Regions from separate parts of the Homo sapiens genome. Here region 1 is linked to region 2. Evidence: read pairs that join two places in POLR2A ChIA-PET (ENCODE). Cell type or tissue: PC-9. All regions are shown on one strand. Links, peaks and the distances in the headings refer to the core of each region. The heading gives the core; the rest is flanking DNA.

Evidence for each region. Peaks named below come from ENCODE experiments on the same cell type or tissue, not always from the same donor. Only the 100,000 strongest peaks of a DNase experiment are listed, where the experiment ranks them.
Region 1: POLR2A ChIA-PET joins it to region 2 with 11 read pairs; 2 of 35 experiments call an interaction of 5 or more read pairs at or near these places.

What each region holds. Positions count from the first base shown.
Region 1 is chr2:171,849,226-171,857,571 of GRCh38, reverse strand. SLC25A12 (solute carrier family 25 member 12) reads left to right here. Exons shown (of 18, transcript NM_003705.5): 4 at 1,623-1,738. It also overlaps the pseudogene RNU6-182P. Among named protein-coding and RNA genes, the nearest start is that of SLC25A12, 41 kb to the left of the region's middle. In PC-9, for the core only: no CTCF peak of the experiment used is centred there; no DNase peak of the experiment used is centred there.
Region 2 is chr2:172,035,403-172,043,748 of GRCh38, reverse strand. The region is part of intron 1 of METAP1D (methionyl aminopeptidase type 1D, mitochondrial); the gene reads right to left. Among named protein-coding and RNA genes, the nearest start is that of METAP1D, 40 kb to the right of the region's middle. In PC-9, for the core only: no CTCF peak of the experiment used is centred there; a DNase peak (open chromatin) is centred at 4,908; H3K27ac peaks cover 583 bases.

The sequences.
Region 1 (8,346 bases), core at 70-8,069, 190 kb after region 2:
TTGGTACTACAGGTACACACCACCACACCTGGCTAATTTTTGTATTTTTTGTAGAGATGGGGTTTCACCATATTGCCTAAGCTGCTCTTGAACTCCTGAGCTCAAGTGATCTGCCTGCCTCAGCCTCCCAAAGTGCTGGCATTACAGGCGTGAGCTACTGTGCCCTGCCTCTAAAAGTTTTATTTTAATTTAATTATTTATTGAGACAGAGTCTGGTCTGTCGCCCAGGCTGGAGTGCGGTAGCATGATCATGGCTTATTACAGCCTCTACTTCCTGGGCTCAAGCAATCCTCCCACCTCAGCCTCCTGAGTTGTTGGGATTACAGGTGTGTGCCACCATGCCCAGCTAATTTTTTATTTTTACTTTTTGTAGAGGTGGAGTCTCCCTATGTTGCCCAGGTTGGTCTTAAACTCCTGGACTCAAGCAATCCTCCTGCCTCAGCCTCCCAAAGTGCTGGGATTACAGATGTGAGCCACTGTGCCTGGCCAAAATTTTTATTAGTGATGTTTCAAACATGTATAACACAGAGAATAATGTAAATTCTATGAATTCATCACCTACTTTTAATCATTACCAAAATAATTATTTCGTTTATACCTCCATCTCTTCTCCATCCTCTGGATTATTTTGAAGCAAACTCTAGATGATGTATTTCATTTGTAAGTGTCTCACTGTGTATCTCTAAAAGATAATGCTTAACAACAACCAAAAAAACCTCCTAGAAACATTGATTTCTTAATATCATCAAGCATTTGTATTATATTGGTATTTCCATTTCCCGGATTATCTTGTAAATTAAAAAACTTTTTTTTTTTACTTTGTTTAAATTGGAATCCAAATAAGGATGTATATTGTGATTCATTGTTATATCTCTTAGGTCTTTTAAGATTGAGATTCCCTGTGCTTGCCTCAGCAGCACATATAATAAAATTGGAATGATACAGAGATTAGCATGGCCCCTTAAAAAAAAGAAGAATCCTCTTCATAGCTTCATTAAAAATTATTTTTCTGCAGCTATGGAATGTTTCTTCTGTCATTTCCTACAGTCTGCATTTATGTGGTGGTAGTGAACATGTTCCTTTGTTTGTTGTGTTTTCTGTAAATTAGTGAATAGTTCTAGAGCAGTGGTTCTCAATAGGGGTGATTTTGCTCACCAGGGTATATTTGGCAATGTCTGGAGACATTTTTGCTGGTCACAACTTGGGGATGCTATTGGCATCTAGTGGGTAGAGGCCAGGGATGCTGCTAAACATGCTACAAAGCACAGGAAACCCCCACAACAAAGAATTATCCAACTTAAAATGTCACCAGTACTGAGGTTGAGAAACTGATCCAGAGACTTGATCAGATTCAGGTTTAATTATATTTTGCCTGGTTCTCTCTCTTCATGATGTTAGGAGCTATTGATTATTGCCCAGTTTCATTGATTTTCTAGGGGCTTACAAAAGGGTGATATTCTAATTCTCCTTTCCTTCCTTATCTGAAGTACCTCTATAAAAACAAACTACCCTTTATCAATTATTTGGTTACCCTGAGCTACAGTTTATATAGTAAAGGCAGATTAAATGCCTGATGCTTTCCCTTTCTTCACCAGCCAATGACGTTTTATATTTTATTCCAGGTTGATCTCCTATCAAGAGTTTTTGGCATTTGAATCTGTTTTATGTGCTCCAGATTCCATGTTCATAGTGGCTTTCCAGTTGTTTGACAAGAGTGGAAATGGAGAGGTGACATTTGGTAAGGGAAAAAGAAGATTATAAGTGATAAGTTAATGATGCTGGTCCAGTCTTCAATTGCTGAATCTAGTAACTAATATAGATTACTGCTTATTTGGGATCTGACCCATAATTGAATTTCCTAAAAGGATTTATGCAGATAATGATGGCTTTATTTTTTCAAAGCATTAAACTGTTGCCAAAGATGAAGAAGTGTAGTAATGCTGTTGCTTTAGCTCATTGAGTCACTGACACTTTACATTCCTAAAATAAATGGTGTAAGATTTTCTTGTTCTGGGCCAGCCTGGGCAAAATTCCTTACAAGGTCGATTTTGAACAACATGAAACAATTTTCTCATTCTTTAAGTGATTTTTAGATAGGGAGTTCAGAGCTTCTCTTGTAGCATCCTTGGAAAATTGCTACTATGTCATTGTAACACCAAGAATGGAACCGAAGGAGGATATCAAGGCAAAATTAGTGTTCTCTGAACCTGAATTTTAGATTTCAGTTTTAGGAAAGAGGCTAGAATATTAAAATTGCCATCTGACATGAATGTAGAAATTTATTTAAATCCTCTAGTAGACACAAAATCTAACACACTGTTGATGTTTCACAGGTGTATACACTAGGATTTTTATTTGTAACCATATATTAAAGATACTTTTTTACAGAAATTAGTATATGTTTAGTAAAAGTATTGGCTAATTTTTCTTGCAACAATTTTTTCAATAAAAGCCATGTAGTAGTTCAAGGACCTTGAGCACTGCCCCCACCTTTTTAAAGATTGCCACTGTTTTTGTTGTGGCAAAAAACACAAGATAAAATTACTACTATCTTAATGATTTTAAATGTACAGTTTAGTAGTATTAAGTATATCCACAACGTTGTGAAAGACATCTCCAGAAATTTCTCATCTTGCAAAATTAAACTTAAGCCCCCTTTTATAGTGTGAATTGGCATGGATATTTGTAGAAACACCCTTGAAAATCAGGCTTTCCCTGAGCTATGGCATTAAACACTTATTCACTATTGTGTTTGAGTTATAAAATAGATGTCCTTTAGTTAAACTTGAAGGAAAAATTATCACTGCAATGGTCAAAGTGGTGAGAAAGTACAGGTCAGTCAATCAGAAGGATCAGTAGTGCCTTGGCTGTAATTTTGGTGGACACATTTTCTAGCGTGACATTGATTGTTTTCTTCTTCCTTCTGCCCATTGACTCAACTATCTTCTGTATGAGAAGACTTTCCAAAAAAATGCTATGCAGAGTTTTTTGTTTTGTTTTTTTTTGAGACGGAGTCTTGCTCTGTCGCCCAGACTGGATTGTAATGGCGTGATCTTGGCTCACGGCAACCCCTGCCTCCCGGGTTCAAGTGATTCTCCTGCCTCAGCCTCCCGAATAGCTGGGATTACAGGCATGCGCCACCATGCCCAGCTAATTTTTGTATTCTTAGTGGAGATGGGGTTTTACCATGTTGGCCAGGCTGGTCTCGAACAGTTGACCTCATGATCCGTCTGTCTCGGCCTCCCAAAGTGCTGGGATTACAGGCCTGAGCCACCGCGCCTGGCCTGCTATGCAGAGTTATTTAGATTTTTGCATATAAATCTTGGCATCCTCCTCCTTTGGAGCAAGCTTCGACCATCTTGCCTCCTGAAGAATGTTGACTTTCCTCAGAAACACCTAGATTCTGTAGTTTAAGGCACAAACCCTCCATCATCTCATTCAGCATTAACCATGCACTACTAGTAATGCTGCATTTTCTATTTTCAGTAGGTATCACACATGCTCACATATCTCACAAATGTGATGCAGAAATGCTTGGAAAATAACTGGATTCAGATGTCTGAGTTAGTGACAGTGCCCTGTGCTTATATCCTGTGTGCATTAAGAATTAGATCTCACAATCAAATTCTAATTTTTGTCCCTCTACCTTGATATCATGGTTCTTTGTGTCTCCTCCATTTAATTACTTTTCCCAGTTTCGATTATTATAAAATTAGTAACTCAAGCCACTTCATCCAACAGACTGTCAAGACCAACTTAACAATAAGACACATGCCATTGTTGATAAATAGATTAAAATGAGTGTAGGAAGTAGCTAAGTTTATATATGCCTTATTTAATGTAAATGAAAGCTTGTAGTCATTAGATCTCAACTTTAGTTTTTTTTTTTTGGAGGTGGAGCCTCACTCTGTCACCCAGGCTGGAGTGCAGTGGCGTGATCTTGGCTCACTGCAACCTCTGCCTCCTGGGTTCAAGCGATTCTTCTGCTTCAGCTTCCCGAGTACCTGGGATTACAGGCACCTGTCACCACGCCTCGCTAATTTTTGTATTTTTAGTAGAGACGGGGCTTCGCCCATGTTGGTCAGGCTGGCCAGTCTCAAACTCCTGACCTCAGGTAATCTGCCCACCTCGGCCTCCCAAAGTGCTGAGATTACAGGCGTGAGCCACTGCACCCAGCCAACTTTAGCTTTTTATAGGTCTTCTGTTTTTCTTTCAAACTATGATTTATGAATTAGAATTTTTAGAAATATAGTTAGGATTAAACACAAACCAGTTTTAGTTTTTACGGTACCAGGTATAAACTGAAGAACATATGAGCCCTCAAGAATCTTGCTTTCATTCTTTTCCTCCATAATCTAGAGACAGGAATATTATTATGGAATAAGAAAAAGATGAAGCCAGGTGCAGTGGCGCATACCTGTAGTCTCAACTCCCAAAGGAGTGATTTCAGCTCCTCGGGAGGCTGAAATGGGAGGATCTCTTGAGCCCAGAGTTTGAGGCCAGCTTGCACAACATAGTGATACCCAGTCTCTAAAAAATTTAAAACATTTTTTAAAAGCTGTACCCTGTTTCTGTTCTGGATTCCCTGGCTAGCTGGTTGGCTCTTTTGATGGTGCTCACCTATTTCCTAAGGACTTTGACCATTTCACCTTCTGTCCCTGCCTTCCTAGTTTTAAGGATCCACTTTGAGACAAATTTTCTTAAGTAGAATGAGAGAAATGATAAAAGAAAGTTTCCTTTCATATTTTTAAGAGGGAAAATATTGAAACTGTTGTAGCAAATGCCATTTAACAAGATTTCTAGGCACTGCTTATTTCAAGCCATATTCAAGACTACAGAATTTATGCATAAGGAAGTAATTAACTTCGAGTTTATTTTTATAGGATTTTGGATCTGGGGTAAAGGTCAGTTTTCATGTTTGTAACCACTTAATAAAATGAATTGTGCTTATGTATTTATAGGCACATGTTTAGGTAAAAGGAAATTTTAGATCCATTCTAAATAGAGTTAAATCCTTTTCACCAAATGGCCTTCTGTTTTCTAGTTTGGAGCTATTTATAGTTTTCTCTTGTGCACATGAGAGAAAGTTGGAAGACAATATTAGCTGCAATGTGTAAGGAAGTGGAGAAAACCTGTTATGCTATCAGCATCTCTTGTAGACTATGATGATAATGTTATCTGTGTACTTGTATATATTCTCATTTATGCTTTTTTTAGATATGATTTTATACACATCAAATTATATACTTAAACTGTGTGCATCTTTGCAAGTATTTATATAAGTAGTAATATTGAACATTTACTTGAGTGTTTATATAAGGTTTTTTGTTGTTAAAGATACCTCTGCTCTGGGGAGAGGACTTAGATTGAGGCCTTGGAAATCCATTTCAGAACGTGAAAACTCAGGAAAGGGTTCTGGAGTTTTTTTAAGAGTGAATAAAATATTAGTTAATTGTTTCCTCTTTGATGTTTCTTTAATAAAACTTCTAATGCATGCCGTGGATAATTACTTAATGGTTTGTATATCTGTTACTGTCAGGTGGCATGAGCCTTGTAGAGGCTATTGCATGACTGGTGTGTGCTAGCTACAGTGTAAGTTTGCCTTGGTCTCACCATTGTCCACAAGTGTACTGGAGATCCTGTTCAGTACTATTAGATTCAGGTAACCTAGATAAGCAGTTATACTACATTGTGTTGTCAGTAGCTGCCATGCATTTAAAATCCAAATTGAAAAAAAGGCCGGGAGCAGTGACTCATGTCTGTAATCCCAGCAGTTTGGGAGGCTGAGGTGGGCAGACTGCTTGAGCCCAGGAGTTCAAGACCAGCACGGGTGACATGGTGAAACCCCATCTCTACTAAAAACACAAAAATTAGCCGGGTGTGGTGGCACATGCCTGTAGTCCCAGCTACTCGGGAGGCTGAGGTAGGAGGATTACTTGAGCCTGGGAGGTGGAGGTTGCAATGAGTTGAGATTGTGCCATTACACTCTAGCCTGGGTAACCGGAGTGAAACCCTGTCTCAAATGAAAAAAAGGCCTATTGCCTTACTAAAGATTTAATCCTTTTTTTTTTTTTTTTTTAAGGGGCCAGGCGCAGTGGCTCACGCCTGTAATCCCAGCACTTTGGGAGGCCAAGGCAGGAGGATCACAAGGTCAGGAGTTTGAGACCAGCCTGGCCAACAGGGTGAAACCCTGTCTCTACTAAAAATACAAAAATTAGCCGGGCGTGGTGGGCACCTGTAATCCCAGTTACTTGGGAGGCTGAGGCAGGAGAATAGTTTGAAACCAGAAGGTGGAGGTTGCAGTGAGCTGAGATTGCGCCACTGCACTCCAGCCTGGGTGAAAGAGTGCAACTCCGTCTCCAAAAAAAAAAACAAACAAGAAAAAACCACAACAAACTGTTGTCTGTTAACTAACAAAATGAGTATGAAACATGTTATATGTTCTGAGTTCTCTATTAACATCAACATTGTGTTCCAAATTTGGTGTTTGCCTAGGAATGGACACTCTTCAAAGTAAACTTTTCCAAGGACACATCCTCACCCTCTGACTGAAGAAACCTCAAAAAGCAGAGATTCCTTTAAATGTAGTACTATGTTTGACCATTAATACATATAGCAAATAAAAATGTGTTCCATTTGTGCCTCTGAAATAGGCTGTTTTTCCCTGAAGGAGAGAATAAATTGGGATGGGTTAGGCACAACCACTGTTATTATTTTAAAGAGCCAGGAGATGGAAGTGTAGTTATGAAAAATGTACCCTTTCTCACTGGAAACAAAGCTATAGACATGCAATAATATGAAGTTCTATGGTGGCCAGGTGCAGTGGCTCACGCCTGTAATCCCAGCACTTTGGGAGGCCGAGGCGGGAGGATCACCTGAGGTCAGGAGTTCAAGACCAGCCTGGCTGGGCCGGGTGCAGTGGCTCATGCCTGTAATCCCAGCACTTTGGGAGGCCGAGGCGGGTGGATCACAAGATCAGGAGTTTGAGACCAGCCTGGCCAATATGGACCAGCCTGGCCAATATGGTGAAACCCCATCTCTACTAAAAATACAAACAAATTAGCCGGGCATGGTGGTGCATGCCTGTAATCCCAGCTACTTGGGAGGCTGAGGCAGAAGAATTGCTTGAACCCAGGAGGTGGAGGTTGCAGTGAGCCAAGATCAGGCCACTGCACTGCAGCCTGGGCGACAGAGCAAGACTCCATCTCAAAAAAAAAAAAAAAAAAAAAAAAAACAAAGACCAGCCTGGCCAACATGGTGAAACCCTGTCTCTAGCAAAAATACAAAAATTAGCCGGGCGTGGTGGCATGTGCCTGTAATCTCAGCTACTTGGGAGGCTGAGGCAGGAGAATTGCTTGAATCTGGGAGGCAGAGGCTATAGTGAGCCAAGATCATGCCACTGCATTCCAGCCTGGGTGACACAGTAAGACTCCATACCCCCACCCCCAAAAAAAGGGAATTCTATGGCGGCCAGGCATGGTGGCTCTTGCCTATAATCCCAGTACTTTGGGAGGCCGAGGCAGGAGGATCACTTGAGGCCAAGAGTTCAAGACCAGCCTGGGCAACATGGTGAAACCCTGTCTTTACTAAAAATACAAAAAAATTAGCCAGTTATGGTGGTATGCACCTGTAATCCCAGCTACTTGGGAGGCTGAGGTGGGATAATCTCTTGAACCTGGGAGGCAGAGGTTGCAGTGAGCCAAGATCACGCCACTGGGCCGGGCACGGTGGCTCACGCCTGTAATCTCAGCACTTTGGGAGGCCGAGGCGGGTGGATCACGAGGTCAGGAGATCGAGACCATCCTGGCTAATACGGTGAAACCCTGTCTCTACTAAAAATACAAAAAAATTAGCTGGGCATGGTGGCGGATGCCTGTAGTCCCAGCTACTTGGGAGGCTCACGAATGGCGTGAACCCGGGAGGCTGAGGTCAGTGAGCTGAGATTGTGCCACTGCACCACTCCAGCCTGGGCAACAGAGCAAAACTCCGTCTCAAAAAAAAAAAAAAAAAAAAGATCACACCACTGACTTCAGCCTGCGTGACAGACAAAGACTTTCATAAAAAGAAATGAAAATTCTATGATAATAAATATATAGCTTAATTTGGTAAGAAGTAGAGCTTCACCTGAGTATTCAAATTAAATCAGGAAGATTTTTTGATTTTTTTTTTTCTTGGTGTTGCTTTCGGATATTGCAGAGAAGTTTTTTGTTTTTTGCTTTTTTTTTTAGTACTCAAGGCTATTAGAGTAGCTTAAGAGTTCAAGGTGAAAGAAAAGGTGGAGTGTTATTAGTTTTTATGCTGTTTGATGATAGACTGTTGAAGTGTCTAGCTTCAATAATAATAGTA
Region 2 (8,346 bases), core at 232-8,231:
TAAATGTCCATCACTGGAGATCTAATGTTTTCTCCATACAGGCCTTGTACATTTCTTGTTATTTGTCTATCCTTGGTTTTTTTTAACTCCTTGGTTGCTACAATAAATGAAATTTTTATAATGGAATATAATGCTATTAAATATAAATAAAATAATTTTTGTAAAACATTAAACGTACTTTTCTTTAAAAAACTTAAGTTTTAAAAATTGAAGTATAATAGTCTAATGTCATATTTTTATGTTCTTTCATGTATCAAAAATCAAACATACATGCAGACTCACACACTTTCTCCATTGGAGGTTAGTGAGTCGTGACCAAGTGGGGTTGACTTTGCTTTCCATCACTGCCAACTCACCCCTCTCTTACCTTTCCTCTCCCCAAATATTATCCTCCTTCCTTCCAAATATGGAGTGCCTGACTGGATAAACTAACAGGTGTTGGAAGTGCAAACCAAGTGAAGTTCCAATAAAAGAATACTATTTTTTTTGTAAGGATCTGATATTTAAAATATTTCTCATAGCTGGGTGCCTATAATCCCAGCTACTTGGGAGGCTGAGATGGGAAGATTGCTTGAGCTCAGGAGTTTGAGACCAGCCTGGGGAACAAAGTGAGATCCTGTATCCCAAAAAATATATATATATATATATATATGTATGTAAATATATGTACACACACACGTATATATATACACATATATGTGTACACGTGTACACATATACACATATATGTGTACACATACACATATATGTGTACACACGCACACATATGTATGCACATGTACGCATATATATACACAGGTACGCATACGTGTATACACATGTACGCATATATGTATACATATGTACACATACACATATATGTACATATTTACACACATACACATATATGTACATATATACACACACACGTATATGTGTACATATACACACACACGTATATGTGTACATATACACACACACACGTATATGTGTACATATACACACACACGTATATGTGTACATATACACACACACACGTATATGTGTACACATATACACACACACACGTATATGTGTACACATATACACATACACACGTATATGTGTACACATATACACATACACACATATGTATATGTGTACACATACACACATATATGTATATATGTGCACATGTACACATACACACATATATGTATATATGTGCACATGTACACATACACACATATATGTATATATGTACACATGTACACATACATATGTATATATGTATATATGTACACATGTACACACACATATGTATATATGTATATATGTACGCATGTACACATACATATGTATATATGTACACATGTACACATACATATGTATATATGTATATATGTATATATGTACACATGTACACATACATATGTATATATGTATATATGTACACATGTACACATACATATGTATATATGTATATATGTACACATGTACACATACATATGTATATATGTATATATGTATATGTGTACACATGTACACATACATATGTATATGTGTACACATGTACACATACATATGTATATGTGTACACATGTACACATACATATGTATATGTGTACACATGTACACATACATATGTATATATACATATATTTTTTAAAATGAAAAAATATATATTTCTGGCCAGGCACAGTGGCTTATGCCTGTAATCCCAGCACTTTGGAAGGCCGAGGCAGGTAGATCACTTGTGGGCAGGAGTTCAAGACAAGCCTGGCTAACATGGTGAAACCCCATCTCTACTAAAAATACAAAAATTAGCTGGGCATAGTGGTGGGCACCTGTAATCCCAGCTACTGGGGAGGCTGAGGCAGGAGAATTGCTTGAATGTGGGAGGCGGAGGTTGCAGTGAGTTGACATGGCATCACTGCACTCCAGCCTGGGAAACAGAGTAAGACTCCATCTTAAAAAAAAAAAAAACTATATATATATTAGGTCATTTCTTTTGGGGGATGAAATATATATATATATATATATATATATATATATATATATATAAAATAATTAGAGTAAGGAAATTAAAACGTTTTTATATTCTTATTCTGTATTTACTTATTTAAAGCTTAGTTTTGTTTGGTTTTGAATTATGTATCTGGCTTGAGTTGGGGGCAACCAGTCTTCAGTGTTAGGGGTCCTGTCTCTAACAAAACAATATAGATCTACATGATCTTTTTTAGTTGTTTCATGAATTCCTTTACGGACAGGTCACACAACACCTTATTTAACCAATGATGAGCATTTAAGTGGATTCTTTTTTTTTTTTTTTGATACAGAGTCTTGCGCTGTCACCCAGGCTGGAGTGCAGTGGCACGATATCGGCTCACTGAAACCTCCGCCTCCTGGATTCAAGCGATTCTTATGCCTCAGCCTCCCACGTAGCTGGGACTATAGGTGCACACCACCACGCCCAGCTAATTTTTGTATTTTTAGTAGAGACAGGGATTCACCATATTGGCCAGGCTGGTCTTGAACTCCTGACCTCATGGTCCACCCACCTCGTCCTCCCCAAGTGCTGCGATTACAGGAATGAGCCACCGCATCCAGCCTTAAGTGGGTTTTTTGTTTGTTTGTTTTTGCTTTATATAATATGCTTTTGGGGGGCCTCAGACTCCTTCAGTTCTTGTATACTGTGGCTATCAGGTACAAGAGGGCCTGAATGGGCCAGGTGTGGTGGCTCACGCCTGTAATCCCAGCACTTTGGGAGGCCGAGGCGGGCGGATCACAAGGTCAAGAGATTGAGACCATCCTGGCCATCATGGTGAAACTAAAAATACACAAGTTAGCCGGGCGTCTCTACTAAAAATACACAAGTTAGCCGGGCGTGGTGGTGTGCGCCTGTAATCCCAGCTACTCAGGAGGCTGAGGCAGGAAAATTGCTTGAACCCGGGAGGCAGAGGCTGCAGTGAGCCGAGGTTGTGCCACTGCACTCTAACCTGGGAGAGAGAGCGAGACTCCATCTCAAAAAAAAAAAAAAAAAAGAGGGCCTGAATGTATCAAAGCAAATAGCACAATCGATTACGATATTTCCCCTAGTCTTGTAACAGTAAAAGAGATCAAAAACTTTGAACAAAAATAAACTTAAAACAAATCTGCCACTCCGCTGAACAAGGACTCTGTATATCTCTAGTTCCTAAAACGCTGTGTATTTAGTTTGATCTCCCCCTGGGAGTAGCAGTATGTCTTAAAATTTTCGAAGAGAGTGTGGGGAATCCTCTCACTATTGCTCCCTTGGGGCAAATGCTCTCCTGATGTAGTTTCCTCCACATGTTTCAGAATACTACTTCCGACTCCACCTACTAGTCTGGAAGAAAATCACTATGCCATATAGTTGACAGAAAAAAACGGACTTTTTAATATTTTTAAATATAGGTAAAAGTAGAGAAAGGGGTAAAATGAAATCCTTAAAGTTAAGCTATAATCCTGGTTTAACTGAAATCCTTAAAACTTTTCTCACTAATAAAAAGTTTTCGGCCGGGCGCAGTGGCTCACGCCTGTAATCCCAGCACTTTGGGAGGCTGAGGTGGGTGGATCACGAGGTCAGGAGTTCGAGACCAGCCTGGCCAACATGGTGAAACCCCGTCTCTACTGAAAATACAAAAATTAGCCGGGCGTGATGGCGAGCGCCTGTAATCCCAGCTACTCAGGAGGCTGAGGCAGAAGAATCGCTTGAACCCGGCAGGCAGTTGCACTCCAGCCTGGGCGACAGGGCGAGACTCTGTCTCAAAACAAAATAAAACAAAAAAAAGTTTTGGCTGGGTGCAGTGGCTCACGCCTGTAATCCCAGCACTCTGAGAGGCCAAGGTGGGCAGATCACGAGGTCAGGAGTTCGAGACCAGCCTGGCCAACATGGCGAAATCCCGCCTCTACTAAAAATATAAAAATTAGCTGGGACTAATTACTGGTGGTGGGTGCCTGTAATCCCAGCTACTCAGGAGGCTGAGGCAGGAGAATTGCTTTAGAACCCGGGAGGCGGAGGTTGCAGTGAGCTGAGATGGAGCCCCTGCACTCCAGCCTGGGCGATAGAGCGAGAGTTCATCTCAAAAAAAAACAAAAAAAAGTTTTAAAGGTATTTGCTCCATCACCCCCACCCCACAAAAAACTCACCATCAACAATAATACCAAAACTCATCTTTCCTGACGACTTCTAAGAAGTGAAGTGTAGGAAATGAAAGGGTTATTTTAATTCTGGGACTGTTCTTTTGTGAAAATACAAAGAAAGCCGTTATGAACAGCCCCAGGGACTAGTGCTTCTTGATGTTGGAAACTGTACAATTGTACACACATTTTTAATTTGGAGTTCACAGCCACAGTGTTTCCTGGGAGTAACCCTGAGGCCTGGAGTTGTAGCTGCTCATTACCCTATACAAGTCAAACTCCTGAAGTGCACTAGAGCACAAGAGTATGGGTCTGGACACTTAATTATTTCTGAGCACAGTATGACATAAGGTGCTAGCTGGGATCTAAAAGTTTTTGAGACTTGGCCATTGTGATGATGTACAGAGAGGCAGGAGGTCTTCTCAGGAGTTAAACATGAAGAGGGTTGGAGAAACAATGCAGAGCAAAGAAAGTCCCATTCCCACTTTTGTGTTATGAAACCTTAGGTGGCAAGTAGATTTTTGCAGAATGGTATGGGAACCCTCCTTAGGTAGGCATCTCAGGGATAATATATAAAATAGGAAGGCTATAAATCCTGTAAAGGAGGTAGTAGTGGACTAAAATGGACAGAATTTATACTTATAACTAATGTTTCATCACTACCAAATCCACCCTGCTCCCAACTCCATTGGCGTGACTAGATGATGCTGACTTTAATGAGTAATCTGAAACACTGGCAATATTTGGCTTTGGTGATGGCTAACTTCAGACCTCATAAATATTATGTAACCCTAGTCTTTTTGCCTCTGGCCAACCAGACTGACTGCATAAATGGCAAACTGACATTGAGAATTTATGAGCTCTGCTGCATTAGTAATGCACATTTCCTTTTGAATTATTCTAGCCTGTAGCCTGAAGCAGATTATAATTATCATTCCTTTTGCCGCACAAGTCTGAAGATCTACAAGTGGTTCAGGTAGCTACATGAATATATTTCAATGTTTTAGGAGGGTGGGTAAATAAAAACCCATATGTAACAAATGAAAAACAGATGCATTTATATAATGCTACAATTTAAAAAATATCCTAGCTAATTAAAATTTGGTCTCGGTCACAGTAAATCCATAGAAAATGTTTCTCTATCTTACTGAGATGTTTTTCTCTTTACCGTCAAAAAATTGGTGATGGTATTGTTCAGTTTACTTGGAGCAGAGTGTTCAGGTAGTCAATGATCTAAGCTATGGATAGTTAGCTCTACACTAAGATAAATACGTGGTCTTAGCTGTTTGGAATGCATTTTCCGACATAAACAATGTGGCTAAGTTCTCAGCTAGCCCAGTAGCTCATAAGACAAATAAAATGCTACACAATTGCAATGAAAACAAAAAACTAGGAAACAATACAGCTGTAAGCATATATTTTGGCCACATTATAGGTTTTTTGAGCTGGCCTGGGAATGTTGCTGCCATTTACAACATGGTTTCTAAAGGATAACATATTCCACATTTTTGGACAATTAAGGAAATTGAAACGTCCACTTTACTGCTTCCTACCACATATTCTCGGCCATTTCCACTCAAACCCTAAGTGGCAGAAGATGAAGGCTGAGTACCCCCAGGAAAATCTAGAGAGGAGAAGAGAGGGCCAAGTCCTGTCCCTTCCTGTAATAGCTGTACCAGCCCCAGAGCCAGGATTCTCATGCTGCTTCAGCTTCTTTCAACTTCTACAACAAGTGAAAGGAAGTAAGTCTCTGTCTTGAAGTTCAAGCAACCCTGCTTTCCTAACTGTTAGCACCAGAAACAACATGTCAAGCTCAAATACAGCCACCCGGAGACAAAACATGGTGGCTCTGGAGGACTAATGTCACTAACCAGAACTCACCAACGGGGTAGGAGGTCTAGATATTAAGTGTTCAGAACCCAGATGGAACCAGTGAAGCTCAACTGTTGAGCTTCAGCTCTGGCTCTATGATTTACTAGCTTACAATCTTCAGCAAGTTACTTAACCATTTAATGCCTCAGTTTCTTCATCTGTTAAAAAATGGGGAAATAAAAAACTGTTGTAAAGATTAAATGAGTTTACATGTCTTAAGAGTTCATTAGCACAGCGCCTGGCATGTAGCAATTGATAAATTGAGCTATCACTCATAGGTTTAATATCACAAGTGAAAAAGGTACAAAAATGCTCTCTCCTTTTTTAAAGCTTTACTATTTTTTTTTCTGGTCTCTAGCGTAGCAGTTGTTAGGTAGGAAGACGTAATTTAGCAAGTAGATATCGATGACCAGAAAGAGTCTCTGTACCTCTGAAATATTCACACACACACACACACACACACCCCAAGTAAAACCTAGACTTTTTTTTTTTCTTGAGATGGAGTTTCCCTCTTGTTGCCCAGGCTGGAGTGCAACGGCACGATTTTGGCTTACAGCAACCTCCGCCTCCCGGGTTCAAGCGATTCTCCTGTCTCAGCCTCCCAAGCAGCTGGGATTATAGGTATGCACCACCATGCCCAGCTAATGTTTTTGTATTTTTAGTAGAGACAGGGTTTCTCCATGTTGGTCAGGCTGGTCTTGAACTCCCGACCTCAAGTGATCCGCCCACCTTGGCCTACCAAAGTGCTGGAATTACAGGCGTGAGCCACCGCCCGCAGCCATAAAACCTAGACTTTAACATTACAAGTACATGTAAGTAATAGACAACAGTAAACTTATCTATGTTGTTTTACTAATAATATTTTAAAATAAAGCATTTAAAAGTCTGACAATGCCAAGTACAGGTTGAAGATGTGGGAAAACAAGATCTCTCGAATACTGCTGGAGAGTCAACTGGTACAACCACCTTGGAAAACTGCCTGTCAATTATGAAGTCACTAATTCAATCCTAGGTATACACATAAAAGAAATGCATACAGAAGTGCATCCAAAAGACATACTCAGACTGTTTGTAATAGAAAAAGGTGGAAACGGGCCGGGTGCGGTGGCTCACGCCTGTAATCTCGGTACTTTGGGAGGCCGAGACAGGCGGATCACGAGGTCAGGAGATCGAGACCATCCTGGCTAACACTGTGAAACCCCGTCTCTACTAAAAATACAAAAAATTAGCCGGGCGTGGTGGCAGGCGCCTGTAGTCCCTGCTACTTGGGAGGTTGAGGCAGGAGAATGGCGTGAACCCGGAAGGCGGAGCTTGCATTGAGCCAAGATCACGCCACTGCACTTCAGCCTGGGCGACAAAAAAAAAAAGAAAAAGGTGGAAACAACCCAGATGTCCATCAACTACAGAATAAATTACAGTAAATTCTTTTTTTTTTTTTCTTGAGACAGAGTCTCGCTCTGTCGCCCAGGCTGGAGTGCAATGGCGCGATCTCGGCTCTCTGCAAGCTCCGCCTCCCGGGTTCACGCCATTCTCCTGCCTCAGCCTCCCAAGTAGCTGGGACTACAGGCACCCGCCACCACGCCCAGCTAACTTTTTGTATTTTTAGTAGAGACGGGGTTTCACCGTGTTAGCCAGGATGGTCTTGATCTCCTGACCTAGTGATCCGCCCACCTTGGCCTCCCAAAGTGCTGGCATTACAGGCATGAACCATCATGCCCAGCCATAAATTCTTAAAACAGAAGACTATACAGCAAAAAAAATGAATTCACTACAGATACAATATAAATGGATCCTTAAAATATAAAAATCAGTCCCAGTGTGGTCTCTCACACCTGTAATCTTAGCACTTTGGGAGACAGAGGTGGGAGGACTGCTTGAGCCCAAGCATTCGAGATCAGCCTGGGCAACATAGGAAGACTCTGTCTCTAAAAAAAATTAAAAATTAGCCAGGCATGATGGCATGCATCTGTGGTCCCAGCTACTTGGGAGGTGGAGGTGGGAGGATCACTTGAGCCTGGTAGGTTGAGGATGCAGTGAGCTGTGATCATGCCACTGCATTCCAGCCTGGGTGACAAAGAAGACCCTGTCTCAAAACAAACAAACAAACAAAATCACACTGTTTAGGAATCTATACACAAGTGGTAAAACTATAAAGGTAAGCAAGAAAGTGAATACTACTAAAGTCAGGATAGTGGCTACCCAGGGGATGAAAGAGATTTGGACTGGGAAGAAGCATGCAGAGGTTTTCTGAGGTGCTGGTGATATTCTGATTTTTCTTAAAACACAGTACAGTAGGCCGGGGGTGGTGGCTCACACCTGTAATCCCAGCACTTTGGGAGGCGGAGGCGGTAGGAT